Linked DNA regions of Mus musculus: region 1 is linked to region 2. The links are chromatin contacts, found by Hi-C or POLR2A ChIA-PET in ENCODE. All regions are on one chromosome and are shown on one strand. The core of a region is the stretch at or near the end of the contact, and the rest is flanking DNA. Distances in the headings are between cores, read along the strand shown.

The links. Hi-C counts contacts between places; a loop is a spot of excess contacts on that map. ChIA-PET counts read pairs that join two places held with the same protein, here RNA polymerase II (POLR2A).
Region 1: POLR2A ChIA-PET joins it to region 2 with 21 read pairs in Patski. The contact joins the enhancer-like site here to the promoter of Aup1 in region 2. A Hi-C loop is called at or near these places in 8 of 37 maps with a recorded cell type or tissue (CH12.LX, CH12F3, T-helper 17 cell and 5 more). POLR2A ChIA-PET finds 5 or more read pairs at or near these places in 2 of 5 experiments (Patski and embryonic stem cell).

What each region holds. Positions count from the first base shown.
Region 1 is chr6:83,015,602-83,021,749 of GRCm38, forward strand. The region is part of intron 7 of M1ap (meiosis 1 associated protein); the gene reads left to right. All of the region lies in intron 2 of Gm32644 (a long non-coding RNA gene), which reads right to left. Among named protein-coding and RNA genes, the nearest start is that of Gm32644, 3.8 kb to the right of the region's middle. Within about 2 kb of position 1,895, at least 1 of the 3 ENCODE cell types and tissues checked has a DNase peak (open chromatin) inside an H3K27ac peak, as active enhancers do.
Region 2 is chr6:83,052,043-83,057,386 of GRCm38, forward strand. It overlaps Aup1 (ancient ubiquitous protein 1), which reads left to right and starts at 2,479. Exons shown (of 12, transcript NM_007517.4): 1 at 2,479-2,790; 2 at 2,869-3,006; 3 at 3,087-3,237; 4 at 3,464-3,648; 5 at 3,856-3,928; 6 at 4,025-4,098; 7 at 4,326-4,392; 8 at 4,500-4,602; 9 at 4,717-4,836; 10 at 4,936-5,051; 11 at 5,234-5,344. The coding sequence starts at 2,654. It overlaps Htra2 (HtrA serine peptidase 2), which reads right to left and starts at 2,529. Exons shown (of 8, transcript NM_019752.3): 1 at 1,879-2,529; 2 at 1,571-1,775; 3 at 1,287-1,481; 4 at 996-1,028; 5 at 656-761; 6 at 431-500. The coding sequence starts at 2,384. Loxl3 (lysyl oxidase-like 3) reads left to right here. Exons shown (of 14, transcript NM_013586.5): 14 at 1-524.

The sequences.
Region 1 (6,148 bases), core at 645-3,144, 37 kb before region 2:
TTCTGTTCTGTTCTGAAATTTGCTCCATTTCTGTCTTCCTCAAAGTTTGTTTTATTTGGGTATCTGACTTTCATCAGAAAAGATTTACCCAGTCTTTCTGATCAATAGTATTCTCTGTCTTTATATTATATGATAACAGTTCTTGGAGACAAGAACAAACATCTCTCCATTCTACATAGGAAATTGATGACAGACCAAAGTAGAGACACCACTAAAGTCCAGTTTGGTGAATCAATGAGTTCTATTGGGATTCCTTAGGGGAATATGGGCAAGGGGTTACTTACAGGAACAGAAATGACTCAGAGACAGCTGCATTACCAAAAACCCACACCAGCATGGGCGACGGCTCACAAAGGCCTGAAACCAGGAACACAGTGCATAGCTGCAGGCAGCTGGACAAGAGTAGGCAGGGCAGAGTGTTCTTAACAGGTAACTGACTTGGTCTGTGTCTCCTCCAGGCAGCTTGCTTGTTCTGAGCCTCTTCTAAGCAGCTCTTCTCTCAGAAGTCCTTACAGCTTGTATGTTTGAGGGAAAGGGGCTAGTGAGTCTGGTCAGTTTCAGGGACTTCCTAAAAGCTTTGCTTTGTTTACTTCCTGAGCTTAAGGAACATCTCTGAAGGATGGAGTGTTTCATCTCCCTTAGACCATCCTGTTGTCTCACCTTCTTTCTGACATTCTGTGTCTTCAGGAGTTTCTCTCCAAGATGGAAGGTTTTACTCTCAGAGAAAATCACTACACATCTACCAATCTCATAAATTTCACTCTTAGATTAGTCCAGATCATAATGGTCTGTGTCCTTATAGTACTTTGATGCTTTCATAGCCCTATATCTAAAAATTACTCAATTATTTTTAATGTGGCAAAATAAGTAACTAATAATTAAACATGTCTTAATTAAAAGGGGGGGGGGGCGGACAGAGAACTCACTACATAACCCTAGCTGGCCCAGAACTCACTATGTAGACCAAGGTGGCCTTGGATTCACAGAGATCCACCTGCCTCTTCCTCTTGAATTCTGGGATCAAATGTGTAAACTATTGTGCCCGGATAATTTTAGAAACTGAACATTTTATAATGTTGACTTTGGGCTTTAAGCAGTTCCAAGTACTTTACAACTATCAGATTAGTTTATTACCATAACGATCCTATAAAGTAAGAACTGTCTCTGTCTTGCAGATAAGGAAACTAAGGTTCAGGTAAATGGCAGAGCCAGGGCTGAGCCCAAGAAGCTTGCTCCAAGTCCCAGATGCTAAACCGCTCTACAGTCTAGGGGTTCGCTGGCCCACTGACCACAGTAGCCTCTGAAACATACTTGTTACTCAGTAACATCCACTAGGCAGCAGCTCCCAGACTGTATGTCAAGAACCATAGGGTCCCTAGCAACTCTGATGGCCTTTCTAATCCTGGCTCCATCATTGCCCTTCTCCTATCGCCAACTTCCTTAACTTGTTATTCTGTCTTCGCGTGCTTTCTCATTTTTTTTTTCTGTTTGAATAACAACTTCATAAAATATGGTAGGGAATAAAGATATATAGAAGAAATTAAAATTAATTTTCCAAGTCTTTCTGAGATAAATCCCTCCATTGCCAGGAAAATGTTGTTTCAATTACTGGCCCTACTGTGGAGTCCCAGTTATGCAGCCAGTGACTCACTTTCCACATCCTCATTTCTCTCAAAGTTAGCTCTGTGCTAACTAGAAAAAGAAATGAAAACACCACCTCACTCTTTCAGTTTCCTACTTAAAATGTCAGCGTCTCTAGAGACACATTCCTGAGTTTCCAGTCCGTGTCTGCCCCAACTGGCCACAGAAGTGACAGAATTCCAGCCAGGATGTGTCCAGTCTGAGCACACAGGCTATGAGCTGGTTGGGCTGTGAACGGGTGGAGAAACAGAAAGTCCTTGGCTGTGCAGGCCAAGAGTCAAGTCCAGGACTGCAAGCCCAGAGTGGGGTGATAGCAGGTCAAGAGCCTTGAAGAAAAACAGAATGAGGCTAGAGACTAGACTCTGAAGGTCGGGAGGGGAGTAACCATAAAGGCATGAGGTCAATAGGATTCCTGTGGTCCATCCTGGTCTACTTCCCTTGCTTCATTTCACTAGGCTTCTTCTAGTCTCCATTCCAGAGAGAGCAATAAGTTACTAACTGTTCCCAAATACACTAACTTCTTTCACGCCTCTACCGTGGTGTGCTCACCCTTGCCTCTGCCCAGCTCACCGAGTTTTATTCACTTTCTCCAGATTCTGCTTAAATGCCCTCTGTGAAGCTTTCCTACCCCATCAGACCTTGTCCCCACTCATCGCTTGTCCTTTTCCACCCTTGTGTCTGTTGCCACATCTTACCTGGCCATCATAGCACCCATAACAGCGCAGGTTGGTCCACAGCTCTCTACTGTGCTAACTGTCATGCTGCTGTTTTCTTATGCCAAAGTCAGAAAGTACCAGTTCCCGTGTGCCATGTTGTTAGTATACCTGGCATCTTCATGGATGTGCCTCACCCGGAGTCAGATACAGAATCCTAACCTCCTAAAAGACCTCTGGTCTTCAGTATGTCTCCAGTACATTATTGTAGATAATGGGTAAGACCAGATATATTTGTTTCTGCTCTTCTGTTGCTGTGAAGAGACACCAAGACCACAGCAAGTCTTATTTAAAAAAAAAAAAAAAAAAAGCATCTAAACCAGGCAGTGGTGGCACACACCTTTCATCCCAACACGCAGGAGGCAGAAGCAAGTAGATCTCTGTGAGTTTGAGGCCATCCCGGTCTACAGGGTGAGTTCTAAGGCGGCCAGGACTACACAGAGAAACCTTGTCTCAAAAAATGAAAAGAACAAAGAAAGCATTTCACTGGGGCTAGCTTACAGTTTCAGAGGCCTAGTTCATTATCATCATGTCAGAGACCATGATGGCATGCAGGCAGACATGATGCTGGAGAACTAGCTGAGAGTTCTACATCTGGATCAGCAGACAGCAGGAAGAGAGAGCCACTGGGCCTGGCTTGGACTTTTGAAACCTCAAAGCCCACCCTCAGTGACACATTTCCTCCTACAAAACTACACCTCCTAATAGCGCCACCAATGACTAAGCACTCACAAGTATGAGCCTGTGGGTGCCGCTCACATTCAAACCACAGCGTGCCACTGTTTACCACTGAGTTAGAATCTTGAGGGAGTTTTGTGCAGGTAGGGAGTTGTTTGCTTGTTTATTTGTTTTGAAACAGAGTCTTACACTGTAGTCCAAGTTGGCCTGGAACTCACTACCTAGCCCTGGCTGGTTTTGAACTTGTGGTGATCCTCCCCGCATCTGCCCTCCCCTGTGTTCTAATCATAGGCACAAGCCACTACAGTGGGCAACTATGAGGTTCTTTTTCAATTTTGTTGTTTTATTTTGGTTTTAGCACTTTGTCAAGATAAGGAAGTACTACCCTGATTCCTAGTTTGTTGTTTGTTTTTAATGTCTCTCTCTCTCTCTCTCTCTTTCTCTCTTTCTTTCTTTCTTTCTTTTTTAAATAAAACCTACCAGGTAACTATATAGAGGTTTCTTTCTCTTTACTTTATTAGCATATGTGGTGGTTTGAATAAGTATGAACTCCATAGACTTGTGTGTTTGAATGCTTGGCCCATAGGGAGTGGCCATATTAGGAGGTGTGGCCTCGCTGGAGGAAGTGTGCTCCAGTGCAGGCAGGCTTTGACGTCTTATATGCTCAAGCTACGTCCAGTGTGGAAGAGTCTCCTTTTTCCACCTGCAGATCAAGATGTAGAACTCTCAGCTCCTTCTCCAACACCATGTCTGCCTGCTTGCCACCAGATTTCCTGCCATGACAATAATAAATTAAGCCTCTGAATTGTAAGCCAGTACCAATCAAATATTGTCCTTTATAAGGGTCGTCTCCATCATGGTGTCTCTTCACACTAATACAAACCCTAACTAAGACAGCATAGTATAATCTACTGACTGGGTTTTTTAAAATATTAATCCAAAGGACTGGAGAGATGGCTCAGCAGTTAAGAGCACTTGTTTCTCTTACAGAAGACCTAGGTTCGGTTCCAGCACTCTCATGGTGGCTCAAAGCCCTCTGTAACTACAGTTCCAGAATATGTGATGCCCTCTCTGACCTCCACAGGCTCCAGGCATGCATGTGATGCACAGATATGCCTGCAGGCAAAACACCCATACACATAAAGAAAAATCTTGTCTTCTGCGTGCTATCTCAGTTGCTGTGGAGTCATCCACGCAACTGTCCTGCTATGCCCAGACAACAGTCTCCTGTGGTCATCCACCACCTCTGACTCTCATTGTCTCTTTGCCCCTCTCCATGATCCCTGAGTCTTGGGTGGAGGAGTGTGATACAAATGTCCACAATCTCTTATTCTCTGCACCTTGACCAGTTGTGGGTCTCCAAGTTCATCACTATTTACTGCAAAAATAAAATAAAAAATAAAAAAATAAAAAGAAATTTCTATAGTGAGGGCTGAGACACGCTCTAATCTATGGGTATAGGGATAGGCCATTAGGAGTTGGTTTGATTTTATGTCCACTTACCAGAGTAATAGAAACAGGTTCTTCCCTAAGGCCTATGGTCTGTCTAGCTACAGATTCTTGGCCCTGGTAATAGTATCAGGTATGGTTTCAACTTGTGAAGTGGGCCTTAAAGCCAATCAGAAAGTTGTTACTTCCTGACATTTGGGCCACTATTGCACCCATGGGCATATCTTGCCTGACCAGTCGTCGTTGTAACCCACAGGGTTCTCTGCTAGGAAAGATTGGTGACTCCTTTTCTCCTCTCTTACCGTAAGCCCCGCCGTAGCAGTTTGTCATAAACTTTGCCATCTTGTGTTTTACTTTTCATTCCCTGTAAATTATTTTCTACGTTCTCCTGTGATGCCCTCAGCTATGAACATGTTGAAGTATATTGTTGCTTTCATTACTGATTTCTACTTTCATTCTACTGTGGTTGGAGAAAAGATTTTGTATGCTGTTAGTCTTTTTAAAGGTGTAAAAGTCTGTATTGTTGTCTGTTCTGGAAAGTGTTCCCTCGTTCATTTGTGAGGGCTGGGTAATCTGTATTAGGTGGTTTGGAATCTTTTACCATCTCCCCTGCTTATGAAAGCTAGTGTGATACACATGGGTGTATCAGTCAGATTTTTAGCACTATGGCAAGATGCCTGATATAATCAAGAGAGGGAGAACTTATTTTGGCTCACAATTTCAAATATTCAGAACATAGCCCTTGGCTCAGTTGACTCTAGGCCCATGATGAAAAAGAGATGTCTCAGTTCATGATGAGCAGGAGGCAGAGAGAATGACAGGAAGGAAGGACAAGGTAAGATCTAACTTCCAAGATCTAACTTCCATCTAACTTCCCCTGGGTGACCTCTTTCCTGCAGCTAGGCCCCACCTCCTAAAGTTTCTAACTTCTCCCAGATGCTTCCATCTACTGAGGACCAAGATTGCAACACAGTCTATGGGAACTCGTTCAGATTCAAGCCAATAAGGGCACTGGATGCTGCCACCGCTGCTTCTCTCCTGGTTTGTTCCTTGCTTGGGTGAGAGAAAAAGCAAGTCCTAAACAGCCCTATTTCTTCCTTGCTTCCTCCCAGTTTCCTAAAGCCCCAGGCATGCTTAGCTTACAGCTTCTTTTCCTAGGCACATTATACCAAGGAGATGCCTCTCTCTCCACAAGCAAAGGGTGTTTTGTTCCCCCAGCCCTCTCAGATTGCCTCTGAAATACCTACCTCACTTGGCAGCTGGTCACACTCCATCAGTTGCACACTGTAGTTGTTCTCTGGACATCACACTGATGGAAGACCAGGGCAGTACTGGTCTGTGAGGTTAAAATTTCTGCCTGCTATAACAGACACTCCCCTGACCTTGCAAGGCTGGCGGCGATGCTGCTTCTATTCCTGTCAGCCAGAGGTCAGTAACCATAGCCTCTTCCTTCTCATTGGTATCTATAATGAATCATTGGGCTACAGCTAGAAGACAACCTCCACAACTGTAAATTAATTAAGTTTTCTGAGATGTGTATGTAGCCCTAGCTGGCCTGGAACTTGTTATGCAGACAAGGCTAGCCTTACACTCACAGAAATCCACCTGCCTCTGTTCTAAGTGTTGGGATTAAGGGTGTGTACCTCCAAGTCCAGCCTATAATTAAG
Region 2 (5,344 bases), core at 1,229-3,728:
ACGAAATAAGGTATTGAGACATAGAAGTGGAAAATGAAAGTAGTTCCGAAGAAACGGCAAGCTGTCTGGAAGGATAACGAGATGGGTGGGAATGGGCGGGAATGGGCCTCCAGTGCTAGGTCAATGTTGGCTTTACATCACAGCAATAGCAGGATGTACTCAATCTACTGAAAGATCCAGATGCAGTGGGATGAGAAAGTTATGAGAGGGAACAGTGCTTGTGACAGAAGACAACAGCTTATCTTAGGAAAAAACAGACATGAGAGAAAACCCAAGAAAAGGATAGGGTGTGTGTATGGTGTGTGTGTAGGGGTGTGTGTGTGTATGTATGTATAGGTGTATATATATATACATATATATAGATATATGTATATATCACCACACTAACATACATATATATGTATATGTATATATCACCACACTAACATACCTGGGAGTCAGGGTCAGCATCATCACTCCAATGTAGCGGCGCTGGGACCCACTGGTTCCAAACCAGGAATCTGTAATAAAAGAGGACAAATGAACCGCCCCCCAGCTACATTCTTTCCCTTACTTTCTACCAGCACACCCCTCTATACCAAGCCCCAGTGAATGCCCTCCCCTAAGTCCCATCCTCCATTTTAAAGGAACCCCTTTCCCTGTAAGACAGGCTCACTTTTCTTTTCCCCGCGATGCAGAAACTCCCTAAGGCGATCAGAAGGGATGGCAAAGGAGATTCCAGCTGTCACCTTCATGGTGTTCACTCCAATCACCTCCCCATCCTGCAGGGACACAGCCCCCTGTCCCCTAGCCCACACAGATGGCAGAGGATGGGGGCACCTGAACAAGAGTAGCAAGGATTTGGGGACAGAAGTCTGTCTGTCTGTCTGTCTGTCTGTATACCAGGAGAGGAACAAGAGACTAGAGACTTAGCTAAAATTCCCTAAATCAGAGGAAAACCCACACTTCCCACACTAACCTGGGGCATGGATTCTTAGAAGAACACGGACACTCACCAGGTTAACCAGGGGACCACCAGAATTTCCAAACTGTGAGATAAAATGAAAGAAAACATCAAAAAGATCTGGAATCCCATGCTCTGGGAATTCTAAGACCGAGGACATAAACAGGGTGTAGGGAAATTTTTCAAATTCCATTCCTAGCACATGAACTAGAGAGGCTGCCTTTTGCAGCCCAACCTCTGATACAGGCCCAGTCACCACCACGTGTCAGTTGGTGCTCATACCCAACAGCTGTTCTCCCCAATTCCAACCTTAGCACCTAATTTCCCTCATATCAGGACGCACATCAATAGCTGCATCGGTCTGAATGTATTCCACGTTGTTTTGAGGGAGTCCCAGGTCCCTGGCTGGGCGCTGAGCAGAGCTGACAATACCAGATGTGATCGTGTTCTGCAGTGCAAAGGGGCTTCCCATGGCAACAACAAACTCCCCTTGCCGGACATCAGCAGAGCGGCCGAGGGGCAGTGTGGGAAGAGGCTCCTTAAGGGAAACAAGGCCAGCAAAACTGGTCATTTTAAGAAGGGAGCAAGAGAACAGCTGCCATCAGATCTGGCCTACTCCATCCCCACCTTGGTTTGAATCCTCAGTGTGGCAATGTCTGCTACGGGATCCACAGCTGTGACCATGGCCTCATAAGTATCCCCGCTAGGCAGCCTCACTCGTACTCGGCGCCGATCAGCCACCACGTGGGCGTTGGTAACGATGAGCCCATCTGAAGCCACTACGAATCCTGATCCGTTTGAGATGGGGACTTCACGGCCGGAGAAAGGGTGCCTGGGATGGGGAAAGTACCCATTACACTGCAGCTTCCACCTCATCCTGCTCCCTTGCCTTCACTAACGGCAGTTCAACACCTCCTGGTCAACTTCACCATTACCGGTCTAGGATCTCGATATAGACCACAGCAGGGGCTGTCTTCTCCACCACATCTGCGATGAAATTGTACTGGCTCCGGGGAGAAGTGGGTGGCGGAGCAGGAACAGCAGCCAGCACCGTGGAAAGACCCCGACCCCAACCCCACAACAGCAGCACCACTGCACCTCCTGCGCCCACCGCCACCGCCAGCCATTCGCGCCGACGGCTTCCAGGGCTCCTGCGGGCCTCCTGGTCACTGGAGCCTGAAGTCCCCACATTCAATCGTGCCCAGAGATCCGGGGTCCTAGACGTCAGATCTGCCCGTGATGCAAGGAACCCCTCAGGCACCTGGGCCGGGAGACTGGGGGTCCCATAAGTCATCCAGATCTGAGAGTCAGGAGTTCCTGACGTCAGCAGAGCCCGGAGGTCAGGAGCTAACAGGGGAGGCTTCCTCCAGAAGATGCCCCCCAAAGCCCGCCATGCCCGAAGGCTCCAGTTTGCACCCCGCCCCGCTTTCAGCGCAGCCATCAGCTCCGCCTCGACTCTCCTCGCCCGCCCTACTCAGAGGCGGTCCTCTAGAACCCGGCAAGCGGTCTAGGAGAAGCAGGGCACGACGGTAGCTGTTCAGCGCATGCCGGGAAACGTAGTCCCGTCAGGACGCGCTCCTCTCCAGCATACGCACACGCTCACACACAAACACACACACATACACACACATTCCCCGGGGCCGCGAGGCATGCTGGGAACGCTAGCCCTTCCGGGGCGCCTCCGGGCCTCAGGTTCTGGCGTCTCGGCGGATGCCCAAAGACTCCGCCTTCCCAGGGGCCCCCGCGGCCCTGCGAAGATGGCGGCGACAGCGGCCCCGCTCTCCTGAAGCGGCTGCGATGGAACCTCCCCCAGCTCCGGGGCCGGAGCGGCTCTTTGACTCGCACCGGTAAGCGCTGCGGAGGGAAGAGACCGGTCAGCGCGTCCTGTCAGCTTCGGCGCCTGATCGCGTCGCCTCTCGCCACAGGCTCCCGAGTGACGGCTTCCTGCTGCTCGCGCTACTGCTCTACGCGCCGGTCGGCCTCTGCCTCCTGGTCCTGCGACTCTTCCTCGGGCTCCACGTCTTCCTGGTCAGCTGCGCTCTGCCCGACAGCGTCCTCCGCAGGTGCGGACCGCGGCGCCCGGGGGAGCATCGGGGCTGGGCTGGGCTCTGGACCGCACGGTCACCGCCGCCTGTGTCCCCAGGTTCGTGGTACGAACCATGTGTGCGGTCCTGGGGCTCGTGGCCCGGCAGGAGGACTCCGGACTCCGCGATCACCGCGTCAGGGTCCTTATTTCCAACCACGTAACACCTTTTGACCACAACATAGTCAACCTCCTCACCACCTGTAGCACCGTGAGTGGGGGGCGAGGCCGAGAGCGCCACCGGGTGGCTCCCCAGGCCCAAGCTCAAGGCTCCCCTTTACCCATTGGGATTCTCTTGGGGAACACCGAGCCTTTCCCCCAGCCCCTTAATCGCCACCTCACGTGTCACCCTTTTCCTCTTTCTTTCTGTCTTTTCCTTTCTCTTTCTCTTTTTGACATTTCCTTCCATTCTTCTTGCTTTTTCTCCCCGTTCTCAGCCTCTACTCAATAGTCCCCCCAGCTTTGTGTGTTGGTCTCGGGGCTTCATGGAGATGGATAGGCGGGTGGAGTTGGTGGAGTCACTCAAGAAATTCTGTGCTTCCACGAGGCTTCCGCCCACACCTTTGCTGCTCTTCCCCGAGGAAGAGGCCACCAATGGCCGAGAAGGGCTGCTGCGTTTCAGGTGGGTAAGCGCAGGCATCTGGCTCCAGTTGAGTGGGTGCCCTAGTTCCTTTCCTGTCTGCCCACTTTTAGCCCTGCCCTCGAAATTCTTAATTCCTCAGTTGTCTGCTTATGGAGTTGGACAGTTTACTAGTTTAAGTCAGATATAAGTGGTTGGCTGGGCTAGGCTGAACTCCCATACTACTCGCTCTCTCTCCCTCTCTCTTAGTTCGTGGCCATTTTCTATTCAGGACGTGGTACAACCTCTTACCCTGCAAGTTCAGAGACCCCTGGTCTCTGTGGTGAGTGCATGCTGGACAGGGACTACTCTGGGGTCTGGAAGGGAAGTTTCCCACCTGTGGCCCTGGCTTAGACCTCACTTCATGCCCTCCCCTCAGACGGTGTCAGATGCCTCCTGGGTCTCAGAACTGCTGTGGTCCCTTTTTGTTCCTTTCACGGTGTATCAAGTAAGGTACTAACTGTCCTCCGTTTTTGGTGGCTGGGAAGGTGTTCACCTCAAGGGCATGGAAGTAGTGACCACTATCCTGTCTGCCTGTGGTTTGTTAATGTCGAAGTTCTAACAGAAGCAACACTTATCTTCATCTCCCTACTCTCCCCACCACTGTTCCAAGATAAATGGGGAAGGGCCATACCCTTAGCCCCTGTCGACTTAACAGGGCAGGGCTCTGGTTTTTGTAGGTGGCTTCATCCCATTCGTCGACAGCTAGGGGAAGAGAGTGAGGAGTTTGCGCTCCGTGTACAACAGGTGGTAGTGAACAGGGGTGTGGTGGAAGTGGGGGGGTCCCTCCCTCCTGGGGAGAAGGGGAAGAAGACCTGACGAGGCTACAGCTATAACCTTCCAATTCTCCCTAGCTGGTGGCCAAAGAATTGGGCCAGATAGGGACACGGCTCACTCCAGCAGACAAAGCAGAACACATGAAGCGACAAAGACACCCCAGATTACGCCCCCAGTCAGGTGTGTGATCTGGGCACAAAGATGCTTGCTGCGCTTGGTGGTTTTGCTTCCCTCCTTACGCGTGTCTGCCTCTCTCAGTAATCCACTCACCTCATTTTTTTTTCTTTTAAACAGTGCAGTCTTCTTTTCCTTCTCCTCCCAGCCCTTCTTCTGATGTGCAGCTGACCACTCTCGCTCACAGAGTCAAGGAGGTTCTGCCCCATGTGCCATTGAATGTCATCCAGAGAGACCTGGGTATGGGAAAGGGTAGCATCACAGAATGGCAGACACAGGAAAATGGGTCTCAACAGAGAAGGGGTACAGGGAGTGGACACTCTGCCCCTCTCTTCCCAGCCAGGACTGGGTGTGTAGACTTGACCATCACAAACCTGCTCGAGGGGGCTGTGGCTTTCATGCCTGAAGATGTCACTGAGGGATCTCAGTCCCCGCCTGCACCCTCTGCCCCAAAGGTGAGACCTGGAGTAGTCAAGGCCAAGACTTAAGGGCAGGTCTGGGCAGTCTCTGCTCCCTCTCCCTGACTTCTCGCCTTGATGTTGAGACCCTAGCACAGTGCCTCTCTTGCAAAGTAGGCATTCGATGGGTGTATAATGATGATGACTTCGCAAGCCCTCTGACATTGTGATCACCTCAGTTCCCCAGCTCGGGCCTGGCGACCCCTCAGCCCACAGCCCTAACGTTTGCCAAGTCTTCCTGGGCCCGTCAGGAGAGCCTGCAGGAGCGCAAGCAGGCACTGTATGAATAT